Linked DNA regions of Homo sapiens: regions 2, 3 and 4 are each linked to region 1. A link is a contact called in ENCODE Hi-C or POLR2A ChIA-PET data. All regions are on one chromosome and are shown on one strand. Each heading gives the region's core, a stretch centred on a gene start or an enhancer-like site at or near the end of the contact. The rest is flanking DNA. Distances are from core to core; before and after follow the strand shown. Region 1 overlaps LOC124901056 (a long non-coding RNA gene). Region 2 has its middle 15 kb from the start of LINC01170. Region 3 overlaps ZNF608 (zinc finger protein 608). Region 4 holds the start of PRRC1 (proline rich coiled-coil 1).

What was found. A loop is a pair of places that touch in the nucleus more often than their neighbours do. ChIA-PET counts read pairs that join two places held with the same protein, here RNA polymerase II (POLR2A). Pooled maps may share reads with other maps.
Region 2: a loop to region 1 is called in a pooled map, with 5 times the contacts of the local background. The contact joins two enhancer-like sites. A Hi-C loop is called at or near these places in 1 of 37 single-sample maps with no recorded cell type and 2 of 50 pooled maps. POLR2A ChIA-PET finds 5 or more read pairs at or near these places in 1 of 52 experiments (B cell).
Region 3: a map with no recorded cell type shows a loop between it and region 1 (4-fold over the local background). The contact joins two enhancer-like sites. A Hi-C loop is called at or near these places in 1 of 168 maps with a recorded cell type or tissue (HepG2), 1 of 37 single-sample maps with no recorded cell type and 5 of 50 pooled maps.
Region 4: a loop to region 1 is called in a map with no recorded cell type, with 2.0 times the contacts of the local background. The contact joins the promoter of PRRC1 here to the enhancer-like site in region 1. A Hi-C loop is called at or near these places in 1 of 37 single-sample maps with no recorded cell type and 3 of 50 pooled maps. POLR2A ChIA-PET finds 5 or more read pairs at or near these places in 1 of 52 experiments (HCT116).

The regions. Positions count from the first base shown.
Region 1 is chr5:126,352,585-126,356,182 of GRCh38, reverse strand. All of the region lies in intron 1 of LOC124901056 (a long non-coding RNA gene), which reads left to right. Among named protein-coding and RNA genes, the nearest start is that of GRAMD2B, 69 kb to the left of the region's middle. Within about 2 kb of position 1,787, at least 9 of the 41 ENCODE cell types and tissues checked have a DNase peak (open chromatin) inside an H3K27ac peak, as active enhancers do; they include HCT116, where a contact is called at or near this core.
Region 2 is chr5:124,452,053-124,455,650 of GRCh38, reverse strand. No RefSeq gene overlaps it. Among named protein-coding and RNA genes, the nearest start is that of LINC01170, 15 kb to the right of the region's middle. Within about 2 kb of position 1,815, at least 5 of the 41 ENCODE cell types and tissues checked have a DNase peak (open chromatin) inside an H3K27ac peak, as active enhancers do.
Region 3 is chr5:124,653,386-124,656,983 of GRCh38, reverse strand. The region is part of intron 3 of ZNF608 (zinc finger protein 608); the gene reads left to right. Among named protein-coding and RNA genes, the nearest start is that of ZNF608, 91 kb to the left of the region's middle. Within about 2 kb of position 1,548, at least 19 of the 41 ENCODE cell types and tissues checked have a DNase peak (open chromatin) inside an H3K27ac peak, as active enhancers do.
Region 4 is chr5:127,515,680-127,519,277 of GRCh38, reverse strand. It overlaps PRRC1 (proline rich coiled-coil 1), which reads right to left and starts at 1,638. Exons shown (of 9, transcript NM_130809.5): 1 at 1,502-1,638. RefSeq lists an enhancer at 1,461-1,640 and a silencer at 1,701-1,770.

The sequences.
Region 1 (3,598 bases), core at 538-3,037:
CGAGATCTGATGGTTTTATAAATGGGAGTTCCCGTGCACACACTGTCTTGCCTGTCGCCGGGTAAGACTTTACTTTGTTCCTCATTCACCTTCCACAATGATTGTGAGGCATCCCCAGCCGTGTGGAACTGTGAGTCAATTAAAACTCTTTCCTTTATAAATTACCCAGCCTCGGTTATGTGTTTATTAGCAGTGTAAGGACAGACCAGTAAAGGGCTTCCTCATCCACCTGGTTGATGTAAAAGCAATTTAGGTGTTGTTGATTTCTCTCATGCCCTTGTTCCCCACGTGCAGTTCATCAACAAATCTTATCAGCTGTGCCTTCAGAACACATCCAGAATTTCAGTGCTTCTCTCCACTGGTATTCCTATTACTAGTCCAAGCTGCCATCTGTTATCTAGACTATTGCAGCAGTATTCCAATTGCTCTCTTCCCACTTGTATCACCTCTACAATCAGGATCCAGGATGATTTTAAAATTTAAAAATAAGAAAAAAACCATGTTACTCTTCCCTTTAAAATCTCCTAATTTTCTATTTCACTAAATTGCAACCTCTGGCCCTGCTCAGGTCTTTGCCCATATCTCCAGCCTCATTTAGCTCATGCTTCCTTTCATTGGTTTTTTTCCTAATCTGCAATATACCACACTTGTTTCTACCCCTGGATCTTTGCACCTGCTCCGCCCACTGACTATATAGCTTCCTTTCTGGCTCTTCTTGTCATCATTCAATTTCAACTCAAATGTCACCTTCTCAGGGAGCCTCCCCTGACTACAATGTCAAAAATAATCCTGGCTTGTGCAGAAACTATTACACCTCTCTGCTTTATGAAGTAAAAGAGTTGTCACTCTATCATTATCTTGCTATTTTTTTCCTCTGTACATTTCTCACAGCTAGAATGCAAATTCATGAAAGCTTATATTTTTTTGCTTTGTTCAACCCTGTGTCCCTACACCAATGTGTATCACAGTGCCTGGTACATATTGTTGCTCAATAGATATTTGTAGGACTGCTATGGTTTGAATGTGTTCCCTCCAAAATTCAAAGGTTGCCAGTGTGATAACAGGTGAGGCCTTTAAGAGATGATTAGGCCATGAGGGCTTCTCCCTTGTTAGTGGGATTAAGGTCCTTATAAAAGAGGCTTCGTGAACTGTTTAGTTAGTTTGCCCCTGTTCCTCCTTCCGTGTGAGGGTGTGGCCAAAAAACCCACATCAGAAGCCAGTGCCCCGATCTTTCCCAGCCTCGAGAATGGTAAGAAAATACATTTTTTTTTTTTTTTTTTTTTCATGAATTACCCAGTCTCAGGTACTTTGTTATAGCAGCACAAAGAGACTAAGACAAGGATTAATAAAATGTTATTTGTCTTGCTCGGCTTTCTAGCCATTTCTATTCGATACACATTTAAAAATAAACATTCATGAGGATAAACACAATGCCTTGGAGCAGATTCCAAACACATAAACTCATCAGAAAAACTGAAATGAGATTATCATCTGCACAGGATTTTTTAATTGCAAAAATCCTGAGGATAAAGAAAGGATAAAACAGTTTAAGAAATTGTCAAATGCTTTTCCATTGAGGCAGTGGTAGCTTAAGAGTAATCTGATATTTAATAATATGACTTATTATTTAACTGATATAACATACCAAATAGTTGTGGTACATTCTTGAAGTCATTGTTTCCGGGAAAGGACAGGGATCAAAACCACAAACGGCTAAATATGGCTTTTAGGAACTGGTCAGACCATTCTTTCTTATCCAATCACTCATTGCCAATGAGGCCACCTCTTACAGTGGATTTTCCTCTTCTAAATATCTGCACTGAGAAAGTAAAAGGCTAAGGGAAGAGTACTCACACAACTTCCTCTCAATATCCCTTCAGAACGAGCCTGTCTGTTATAACCAAAATCCAAGGAGAAGCTGCTAGACTGATACTGAACAAAATATCTATTTTGGTGTGATGTAACCCTTTCCTACAAGTTGGGGAGAGGTCGAAGAGAAAGTGGATAAGAAGGAAAATGAACACACTGTATACTCAAAGGAAAATAGACATTGTACCACAAAGTTCCATCTTTGAATTCTTGGCACCATCTAGTGGATAATGAGTCCTAATTTAGAGACCAGTTATTTTCTTAAATGGTGGTTCTCAAACTTTCTTAGTATGCCTCACAATTGCACAGAACTTGTACAAATACCCCACACCTATACATTCTGATTTTATAGGTTTGGTGTGAGACTTGGGCATCAGAGTTTTTTTTAACAAGCTTCCCAGGTGATTCTGTTTTAATTGATTGTGAAATTCAACTATCTCTTTGGAAGTTAGCTTTTTGTTTGTATGATATTCCCTCTTTCTTTTCCCCTTGTAAAAATATTTATATGTATATTTTACATTGTAAAATCAAAGTGAACTGTGAGCAACACTATTCTGAAGTTTCTCTAAGAATTAAGTGACATATTCAAGTAAAAATAGGTGAGTGTGAACTTGGGGGTGTAGTGGGATAGCCCCAAACACATGTTGCAAATCAGTGCTCAAGTCAACCAATATCCAACTAAATATGACAAACGTCATTTGTAATCTGCCTATTTCAGGTATCATCTTCCAATTGCTCATTATCTGCTATCCACTGATTTTAACAACTTAAACTTTTTAACTTCTCATTTTGAACTCTTACAAGAGCTACTTCATCATTTCATCCAGATCGAACTATAATGCAATTAATCAAAATTAGAAAACTAACACTGACACAATACTACTTCATACACAGGCCTTATTCAAAATTTTCAGCTGTCTTTCTAGGCTGCAGTCCAACCCAGGGGCCATGTTGTATTTTATAAGCATGTTTCCTTAGTCTCTCCAATCAAACAGTTCCTTGGTCTTTTTTTTTTTCCCCCGTCAATAAATTTGAGGAGTACGGGACAGTTTTGTTTGTTTGTTTGTTTGTTTTAAGAATATTCCTCAGTTTGGGTTTTCTGATGCTTCTTTCTGATTAAATTCAGGTTTTGTATCTTTGGTAAGATCGCCACAATGATAATCTTTGTGTTGTTCTCAGTGCATCAGATCAAGAAGCACACGATGTCAATTTCTTATTGATTTAAGTTTTGATCACTTGGGGTTATAGAGGCTCCTTGGGTTGTTCTCTTACAAAATAATCCTATATCAGGTGGTTCTAGAGGAGATGTTTCTGATTGTCTTGTAAGTTTTTCCTGGGAAGACACAGTCCACGGATAAATTTAACTGAGATAACATTGTTTGAAAAGATGATTTATGGAGGTTCAGGGTTTGCATAAACAGCTTAGGAGGTCCAGGATATCTGTGCACTTCCTAGGAGACCTTTTACATCAGACTTTCTGTGGCTTCCTAAGGAAATGGATATTGATGTTATGACCTCAGACAGGGAGCAGCAGGTACAGCTGGCACATGGATTCACAAATGCTTGACTGGCCCTCTGATTTCAGCTGTGACTATACTGGACAATTCTCTGCAGGCTTCCACTTATTTTTAGCTGAGATTGTCTCACTTCAAGTGCTTCATCTAATATCTCAGGTATTAGATTAATTTATTAATCTAAAGAAAATATAAAGAAATTAGATTTTTGGTGC
Region 2 (3,598 bases), core at 566-3,065, 1.9 Mb after region 1:
TGATTGCAAAGACCTTTGATGAGGCAAATAACATGCGGTAAACTAAGGAGTGATTTAAGATTTTGGTTTGCTAGGTTTCAGGAGCACCCCCCTTCCTTCTAATGATGTAGTGGAACATTCTCCACTTCAGTGACTTTTAAACATCGATGTTATTCCCCAGCAAACTTTCAAAATTGGTTTTATTTTTCTTACCTAACTGACGATTATAGGGTTCCTGTGAATTCTCTGCTCTTAGATAAGTTAGTGTTTCTGGATACAGAGAGTACTTGTTGGATGTCTGTTGGCTCAGTAGTTGTGTGTCACCCTGAGGCTCTGACTTAATTGGCAGCTCCACCCATGGGCAGTGGTGCCCCAGCAAGGGAAGGTGGGAAAGTTAGGCAGAGCAGAACGGCTGTTTCATTAAGTTCTCCTGACTACCTGGATTATTTGCTGTCTTAATCCCATCTTTTTTTTTAATTAATTTATCTTTTTATTACACTTTAAGTTCTAGGGTACATGAGCACAATGTGCAGGTTTGTTACATAGGTATACATGTGCCATATTGTTAACCCCATCTTTCAGGGCAGTAAAAAATAAAATAAAATAAAGATATTTCAAGGTGAAGTCTTACGTGATTGCTCCATAACTGTGGATCTCCTAAAAAGTATTTTTTTATGTGTGCCCCTCAACATTCTCAGTTGCCAGTGTGCCAAAATCGGATGAGTTGTAAAAGGTAAATATAAATTGAAAACAAAAGTGCCTACTGTAATATCTGGCACATAGTATTAAATAAATGTTAGTTGATACTGAACTATAGAGCCTTATACACAAATATCCTTCAAATGGAGAATTTTATATTGTAAAAGTCACATGATTCTCTTTTTATGCTGCCAGCAGTTCTCCATGATGGACATTCTAAATATTGAATATTATTATCTTTATTTTTGAAATGAAAGGGACGGGGAAAAAAATGTAAAAGATTAGCCTAAACGACGGTATGTGGTCACAGACAGAGGAAGCAGTCGAAGACTGATTTGTTTTATTCCATTTCATTTTTATTCAGAAAGGCAGAGGTGAGTTAGTTTTATAGGAAGTTGCAGTATCCAACTGTATTTTGTTTAATTTTTGAAACAATTTTGCTTATGTGGGTTATACTCGCTTTTAAGGTTTATTCCTGTTGAAACATGTAAATCTGGTTAATTAAAAAACTGCTGTGAAGTATTCCATTCTCAAATTCTCAAGTTTCTTGCCTTTTTTTTTAATAGTTAAAAAATTTCATTCCTTACTAAAGCAGGAATGTGTATGACAGTCATACAAGGCAATATTTCTCATGCTGGTCAAGATTTTTGGTTAAAATCTTAGCAAAGTCGTGGCAATCTTAGGAATTTAGATTTTCAGACACTGAGTAGTTGCATAAATTGGACAGTGGTTCTTTGATTTAGTTTTGTACGTGTATTCTAAGTAAGTTATTTATATAAATTACTAAACCTAACTCAGTATTTTTAATCATAATCTTCAGCATGCATCATTATATGTTGTAGAGGAAAAGAGCTTTTAATCTAGTGGAATTCCAAATCATCTGTGTTGCCGTTCCTGAGAGAAATAGATAATGTTTGGGTAATGGTTATCATGCAGTTGGTTTAGATGACTGTTGTGAACTGAGTGTTTGCATCTGCCCAAAATTCATAGGTTGAAACCGAAACCCCCAATGTGACTATATTTGGAGATAGGACCCATGAGATGATAAAGGCTAAATGAAGTTAAAGAGTGGGTTCCTAATCTCACAAGGCTGGTGCCCTTATAAAAAGAGGAAGAGAGATCAGAGCTGTCTCTCTCCATGTGAGGACACAGCAAGAAGGCTCTTGTCTGAAAGCCAAGCAGAGAGCCCTCAGCAGGAAACAAACCATGCTGGCAACCCCAAACCTGGACTTCCCAGGCTCCTTCACTGTGAGAAATCAACCTCTGTGGTCTAAGCCACCCAGTCTGGTATTTTGTTATGGCAGCTCGTGATGACTAATATAATAATCGATGTATTATAACACTTGTGGGGACCTCACAATTTTAAGGAGTGACAAAAACATGAGTCGTCCTGGGTTTTGTTTATACTCTGTGTCTCAGAATCAGTGAAGCAAAGAAGTTGATGCTGGAGTAATCTCTGCTACATCCTCAAAATGGCCCAATGAGGCCAGTGTTGAGAAATAAATTTATCGCTGCACATTATTATCATTACTACCTTAAGGATGAGGAAACTTACTTGCCAAGAGTCACACAGTTAAAGTACAAATTCAGAGGTCTTTCTATACCACACTGCCTTTTAGTTTCAAAATTCTGTCCTGAATCATTTTATTGGTATGACTTGCATCACCCTAAAGAGAGCTCTGATCTCAGGGAAGCTTTGTGCAAAAAAAGGGAACCATAGGAGCTGGATGACATTTAATTGACCCAGAAACTTCTAAAAATTCCAAAGGTGATGTTATGTGGAGTTACATGCCACTTACAGAAACCAGCTTCCAGCAAGTGGCTTACCAAGACTAAGGAGGTAGCAAAAGGTAACTGCTGAAGGTGAGAGAGTGGCTTGGTGCAGTGATTTCAGAATAGAATCTATCAGTCAAGGTCCTGGCAGGAAGAGTACTTTCAGGCTGGGTGTTTGATGAAAATTTCTAGGAGAACATGAACAGGGTTTTCAAAAAGTGACTAAGGCTGGTGTAGCACCCCTAAGGGGCATTAAGAATGCAGGGCCATTATTATCCCAGGCCTGAAGAGGACAGTGCGGGTGAGCAATTATAGGAGCCCAGAGAGAGAATTGTGTGGAAAGAGCTCCTGACAGGAGCTTTGACCTTCTGTGGAGAGTCACAGCCTGTCCACAGCGACCCTCATTCTCTTCCTACCCTCTGCACTCTGCAAACCAGGGGAAGTGGGGCAGTGGCTCAACACAAGCAGAAGCCAAAGGACAAGGGAGTGCTGATAGCTATATAAACCTCCTCCTGTGCGTGCACATGCATGTACACACACACACACGCACGCGCGAGAGTATAGAGAGAGGATCTGCCTGGACAGGCAGTTCAAATGTATCAGACTCCTTCATTGTGGCCCCTCAGTACTCTATGATCTGGCCTATCCCTGCCTTCCTGCTCACCACACACCACTCACTCTGCTCAGCCACACTGACCCTGGGCCATGGGTCATTTGTGCGATTCTCTGTGAGACATTGTTCTTCCTCAGCTCAAGCACGTCTTTTTCAGAGACCCCTTTCCCCCACCAGAGTTTCTGCTCTCCCTTAAGTTCTCCATTTTTACCCACATGTGACCCCACTCACCCTTTTCTTTGATTCCCTTGTTTTGTTTCCTTCGTGCAGCCCCTAGTTTCTTAGCTTGGGAAGATACTTATCATTCATCATCCCCTGTATTTTTGAAAACTCCAGGAGATCTGGGCCTTGTCTGCTTTGTTCCCTGCTCTATCTTTAGCCCCTGGAACAGTGCCTGGCATTTTGTAGGCTCTTGAGATAGGCTTGTTGAATTGCCGAATGAGTGAATGAATGAACAAATGGAGTGTTTGGGGTGTACAGTGTAAAGCACAACTTAATAACTAAGACTCTGGAATGTAGCAAATAAATAAAGTG
Region 3 (3,598 bases), core at 299-2,798, 1.7 Mb after region 1:
TTTTCCCAAATCAATACAGCTCATCAGGCCTCAGAACAAAGGCTGCAGGGGAGGTGACAGTGATGGAAGTGGCTCTGTGTTCTTTTGTGTATTAAACCATAAGGCCCATGGGGAAACAAGGTTTCTTTAGCTGTGTGTGTGTGTGTGTGTGTGTGTGTGTGTGTGTGTGTGTGTGTGTGTGTGTTTAGGGCTTATTCTGTGTATTTAGGGGGAAAATCCTTTCAGATTTTTTTTTTAAAAAAGGATTTCCATAGATTGTATACCAATGACCAAATGTACTTTTGAAAGAGATAAGTACAGTCAAGTAAGAAAGATTATCATGTTTTAAAATGCAGAGTAGAACAGCATTTTTCCATTGCTTTTGTTATTGCTTAAGGTTTCATTTTTTGTTGTCGTTGTATGTGGATTGGGTTTAGATGAACCAAAAACAAGTCTGTGTTCAGATTAACCTCTGGCAAACCAAGAATCGTAACTACCCTCCCATAAACAAACCCTGTTCCTAATGCCCTGAAAATAACACCAAACCCTAATAGGAATGCTCAACTGTCATCTGAGAGGTTATAATTAACGCAGATAGAGTGATGCCAACATATTCCAGCCGCTGACAGAGAAGATCTATCCAAACCAGCAATTTTTAGCCCTTCAGTCCTTTAATCTTTAAGCTCACTGTGCTTTCATAAAGTAGTACATTAACACCAGAGCAGTGTGTCTCTGGGGTTTATGACTGGGGTGGCGGCACACTAGGGCATAAAGTGTTTCATTACACTTCCTTTTGTTAGTACTGCCCTATCTCCCAAGCTCCATTGCCATACACTATTTGTTCAGATAAAGCCCTATGTTCAGGGTGACTAATCGCAGCACTGTGTTCCAGATGGTTTGATTACAGGATGTGTTTAAAGTGACTCTTCAAACATTCAGCCCAGCGGTAGGGCTCTTTAAAAAAAAAACATACTGCATTTTATGGTCATGTGACAACACTTACTTTTCCTGTCCTAGTGCTCTATATATACTTGGCACAGGTAATGGGAAAGTCCCTCTGATTTTTGGCTGGCAGGTATTTTATGAGCAACCTTAGTTGTACATTTTAAATTTTCCCAAATAATTATATTTGAAGAAGGATCTGTCTGAAGGTTATAAGCTCCGAGGCTGGAACAGCGAAGCTTGTGCTATACAAGATTCAGCCTTTACAAAGTACCAGTATTGAATACCACAGAGTGACGACAACATAATAATGGGGGGAGGGAGTCCTGAACAAAGAAATGGTGATAAATCATACCTTGCACAATAGTCACGTTGTGTAAAAATGGAGGGTAATATGATATCTGAAATATATGAATTTTATCCTGTACTCATGAAATCAGCATATTGTGACATTTTGTCACCAATGTTTCACTAGAAAAAAATATATAAAAGGAAAGAAATGTGTAAACTTTCTTTTTTAAAGGCATATGGCATGAATGGGTTACCATTTGGTGTTATTCGAATGAGGTTTCTGTTTTCTGCCTGGATGCACATCAAATGCATCCAGATGTGGTAGTCTGAGAGAGTTCAAAAAAACTTCTGTCTGATTCCAAACTCAGCATTTGCGATGCTTGGCAAAGACTTCTGTCCCGGGGATGAGGCACTTTAAAGACTCTGAAGCAGTCTTTAAACTCAATACAAACAGAATTATGTCAATCCACTGGGAAATCAGGCATTTGCCCCGTTCTTGAGGAAACAGCTTCACAAATACCAGAAATAATAATTCATAAACCACATTTATAACATCTTGGGAGCAAAGCCTCTCCACAGAGAATGTCTATCATCTATAAAACTAGTGGGAGATTATGCTTATTGAAAAAGTATGGTAGTAATAAAAGGAAGTCACTGAGTAGGATTCAGTCTAGACTCTCTCTCTCGTCAGTCCTCGTGTAGTTAGTTCCTAGGTGTTTAATGAATTCTCACTATTAGGTAGCCACTGTGCCGCCAGGGGTTGTGGGTGCAGACACTGCTCCTATTTTCAAGGAGTGTCATCTAGTTGGAAGAGTTAGGCATACTGTGTATACAAGCAGAGTAAAATATTATGGGGGCCATGTATTACGGTAGGACAAATAGCCTTAAGTTCAGACCTGGGAAGTTCTCCTTGTCATTCAGGGTCCCAGATGAAGGAGACTCTGCCACCTTTATCCTGAGGACTTCGAGATCACAATAGCCATTTCCATTGCAGCCAGACAGAAAGGGATGAGAGGTTCTTATGGGCCAGGCCTGGAAGTGGCCCACATTCATCAGTTCTCTCACTTGCTTTCTGTAGGACTCAGTCACATGGCTGCATCGGACTGATAGGGAGGCTGAGAAGGAGTCTAGTTGTGAGCTCAGAAAGGGGAGGGAAACATGGCTCGTACGTTTCCATCAGGGCAAGAACTGTGTATGCAGTGCTGTGGGGATCCAGGAGAGAATGGCTGTCTTTTGGCAGTGTGCCTGGTATGCGTGTGTCTAGGGCAAGGATTCACAGAAGTGAGAACCTTTGCATTTGTCTCCATTTGCTTCTAATTCATTAGGAACTTTAACTTTCCCTAGGGATTTGGACTAAGGCATCTTCAAGGTTTCTTTTAGGGGAATTAAAAATGTGACATGAAGAACGGTTGAAGAAACTTGTCTAGGCTGGAGAGTAAAGAAGACATAGAGGCTGGGTGTGGTGGGTCACACTGTAATCCCAGCATTTTGGGAGGCTGACGGGGGAGGATTGCTTGAGGCCAGGAGTTCAAGACCACCCTGGGCAACATACTGAGAGCCCATCTCATTAAAAAAAAATAGGAAAAAGACAGTGAGCAGGAGGTGGGGAGAATGCCAACATGGTCATTATCCTTGCCTGGATGAAAGGCTGTTGAGTGGATGATGGGTGGACTGCATCTGCAGGGTATCAGGAGGCTCAGCCAGGACCAAGGTATTCAAAGACAAATTTAGTTTAACACAAGGAACAACTTTTTAACAAGATGGCTGGAAAATAGGCAATCCTGGGGGAGTGCTGGTGAAATCTTCTATCAGTGATGAAGCTGGAGAGAAAAAGGACACACACACACGCACACAAAGTCCTGAGGGTGTTGCACCAACAGTGCAGTTGGCTTCCTGGTCTTATAGCTATTGCGCCCTTGGAACTTTGGCCCATCATGGTTCTTTACGCCTCTTACTATCTTGCAAGCTTTAGGCTTCTACTCCTATTGCCAGTTCTTTGGAACTTCCATATTTCTCATTCAGATTCCCAACATAAGTCCCTGTTGGGCTGGCTGCCTTTGCTCCAGGTGCCCATCACTGGTCCAGTCAGATGGGGGCAGGGTTAGGATCACTGGTCTAGGTGGGGGCACCATGAACATGAAATCCAGGGTCTAGCCTGACGTGATAGCATAAGGGGCCTACTGTAAAAATGCAGGTAATAGACAAAACTATACTTCCACTTGTGCATCACAGTGTATGCCTGTGTCTCTTCTGTTCTTTTCATGCACAGACTCTTGAAGTACAGAGTTTGGATGGAGCTCCAAGTAAAACATGGTTGATTCCATAGCACTAAATAGGCACCTAATGTGTACCCTGTAGACACACACAATAAGTGTTTGTTGGGCTT
Region 4 (3,598 bases), core at 389-2,888, 1.2 Mb before region 1:
ACATCGAAGGTAAATAACCTGAGATAGAAATGCCCCTTTGGAGATTTTACCACTCCTCAACCAAAGCTCCCTCTTTTCTTCATTTAATTTTTTATTGGTCATTCACCCTCTACTACAGATGCTCCCCAATCCTTACAATGACTAGTAGAAGTCCTATTGTAAGAGAATCCCTAACATTAACAAATGTGTCTGCAAAAGAAACTGTACAATGAATACAAAGTCATTAAGTGGAATAAATAATCAATTTCTTTGTCTTTAATGGCTTTTTATATGAAAACTGCCGTAATGGCAATACTGAGGTAAATTTTACATGCATAAACATAGTGCCTTCTACTAAAAAAACCTATTATGATAAAACAATACTGAAGTGTCAGAGTTGGTAACTGTTTTAGGGCTCAAGTCTTGTCACGAAAAGTACTATTCATATATCAACACTAAAGAAAAAGTGAAGAAAATGGTTTGGAAAACTGAGTTCTCAGTCCGGCTAGACCCTGTTGTTCCAATTTGCTTGTGCCTTGGTTTTTCTGTTAAAAAAAAAAAAAAAAAGTGGATGTCTATTTACAAGTTTACAAGAAATGGAAGAGTGAAGCTCTGATAAACTTTAAAGCATTAAGAGCAATTATTGCTGACCTACTCGTGCCACAAGATTGTCTCTACTACCAAACAGTGAGCGCTAGTTAGAGCCTAATCTGACCCCGAAATAAAATTTTATAAATTTTCACTGAATTAAACACTGGCTGCACAGGAGAAAGACTGAATGCCAAGATGTGTCACGATCGCAGAAATGCACATGTTGTCTCTCAAAATAACTACTTCGAATGACAAAAACACTATTGGCTATAAATTCTGTCAATCTAGGAAACGTGCTATCTGCAAATTTGCCTGAAGCAGGTCCCAAGACCAAACAAAGAAACGAGAGAATGCAAAAACTCTCCCAAGCGGCGCTAAGCACCGATGGGGTAACCTCAGGGAAAATAAGCTTCCTTTCATTGCAGGTCCTGGTGTGATGACTCTCGAGCCTCCTGGGCCTCTCCAGGGCCAGAGCGGCCGAAATCCTGTTTCAGGAGACAGCGGCTTCCCCTCAGGCTCTGCCACGTCTCCAGGCCAGACAGGGCCGGGCTAAGGTCCGCCGGCGCTCCCGCCAGTCTCCCCTAAAGTCAGCGCCCTGGAAGGTGGGGCCAGAGCGCTCCTGCCTTGGTCCTTGGACAGGAGCAAAGTGTCGCGGGGCGAGACCCTCGAACCGCGCCCACCGTGCCATCCCCAGCGGAAACTGCTCACCTTGCGATGTGCACTCCTGCCTGCTGCACCCCGCACGCCGCCACAGCTGAGCCTGGACCACGGGACTAGGGGGCTCGCAAACGACATCGGCGTCCAGTGGCGCCGGCCGGCCCGCCCACCTTCCAGGGACACCGTCCCTCGGGGTCTGGCTCTGGCGCCTGCAAGCCATGCCATGCCATGCCACCCCCCTCATACACGCCCCTCGGAGCCACCTGGCGCTCACCTGGGGACCGGGAAAGTGCCTGCGTGGTCGCTGAAGAGTGTGGTATGATAGGGAGGTCGGGACGTAGAACTACAGCTTGGAGAAGACAACGAAGGCGCACCCTGGAAGTTACCTCGGCGTGTCCCCGCCTACAAGATGGCCACGGGCGGCGCATGCTCCTGCGGCTGCCACGTCGGCCGCGCGCCGCACCGCGCCGCGCGTCGCCGCCCCGCCCCGCTCCGCCCCGCATCGCATCGCCCCGCTCCGCCTCCGCATCGCCCCGCCCCCCCTGTCCCATGCGCTGTGAACCCGGCCGGGACGCTGCAAGTTAAACTTTGGAGCCAAGATCTTCCTAACTACCGAGACTTGGTTCTGCCCACACCCTCTAGAAACATCTTCCAAAGGGCTGGCCTCCTTTCTACTTCGCAGCCCCCTTACACGAGAGTGGCACTCTTGTTACCAGGCGTAGCTCACTCATCCTGTGCCACAGCGGCCCAAGGGATAAGATCAGTTAGCCAAGGTCATCTGGTTGGCGGTCATCTAGCCAACATCAGCTAGTCCAGTCAGCACCTCCAGGAAGGACCTCGCGGCAGATACAGGGGACTTAGCCTGTATAGTCAAAGATTTCCAGATAACAGTGATTATATCAGGAGAGAGGGATTAGGAGAAGAGGGAGAGGGGAGAAGAGTAGCAGTTACTGTACTGAATTTTTCCCCAAGTGCATGTATTGCACATTCTTTTTTTAATTGTAAAATAGACAGATTATCAACTTTCTTATTATATGCTGCACCTAACACAGTACCTGAAATAGTTGGTGTTCAATAATGTACATTAAATAAATTAATGGAGTGCGATAGAGGAAAATAAGGAACTTCAAATCAGAAGTCTTGATTTGAGTCTGAGACTACTCTAATGCCAGTTGTACAGTTGCCTGCCCTTGTACAGGTCACTTAGTCTCCATAAGTCTTCATATTTCTACCTGCAAACTGAGAATAATACTATCCACCATCCCTAAATCAGGCAGGTGACAGACTCAAATAAAATAGAGCATATGAAAATTTTTTAAACTTTTTGTCTTTTTGAGATGGTGTCTTGCCCTGTTGCCCAGGCTGGAGTGCAATGGCGCCATCTCGGCTCACTGCAACCTCTGCCTCCCGGGTTCAAACGATTCTCCTGCCTCAGCCTCCCGAGTAGCTGGGATTACAGGCACAGGCCACCACACCCAGCTAATTTTTGTACTTTTAGTAGAGACAGGGTTTCACCATTTTGGCCAGGCTGGTCTCGAACTCCTGACCTCGGCCCGCCTCGGCCTCCTAAAGTGCTGGGATTACAGGCGTGAGCCACCGCACCTGTCCGAAAACATTTTTTAAATTGCTTAGCATTAAATATATAAAAAATTGTTTTTGTTGTTCTCAATTTTTTTTCAGGAACTCACTTAGAGATTTCACATTAATCTATCTCTTGAGCTTCACAGTTGTAAGCATTCCAAAATACCTCACTGAAAAGTTAATACTATGTAGCAATACTCTGACTTCAGATCTCACTGTGCAACTACCATGGGCGGTTTTCTTTGGCGGTGGCTCCTATCCTCTAAGAATGTGTGTAGGTGGAGATCCAGGTTACTGTCCGGATCGTGCTGTTTGGGGTGGTGCTAAAGACAGATAACCATCTTCATCCTCTCTGATCAACACCCTTAATAGCTATAAGGTATGTTGGTTTCTCCATCCTTTCAGCAAATATTTATTAGTGGCTGCAATGTGCTGAGCATTGGTACTGGAAATGCAGTAACGAACAAGACAGACAAGGTCTTGATACCTAGGGAGCGTTCTTTATAATAGGAGAGAGGGTAGGAACAGGAAAATAAAGTAAGTACTGTTTGTGATGTGCAGTTTGAGGAGTCAACAAAGAGTGATGTAATATTGACAGTAATTGGAGTAGACCACTTCAGATAGGATGAATGGGCAAGGCTTCTCTGAATAGGTGAGATGTGAGCAGAGACGTGTAATGCAGCAGGCCTGTGCTTATCCGGACAGAAAGAAGGGCATGCAAAGACTTAAGGATGGAGTGTGCTCGGCATGTGCGCAGACAACAGGGAAGCAGGACTGTGAGAATGGTAAA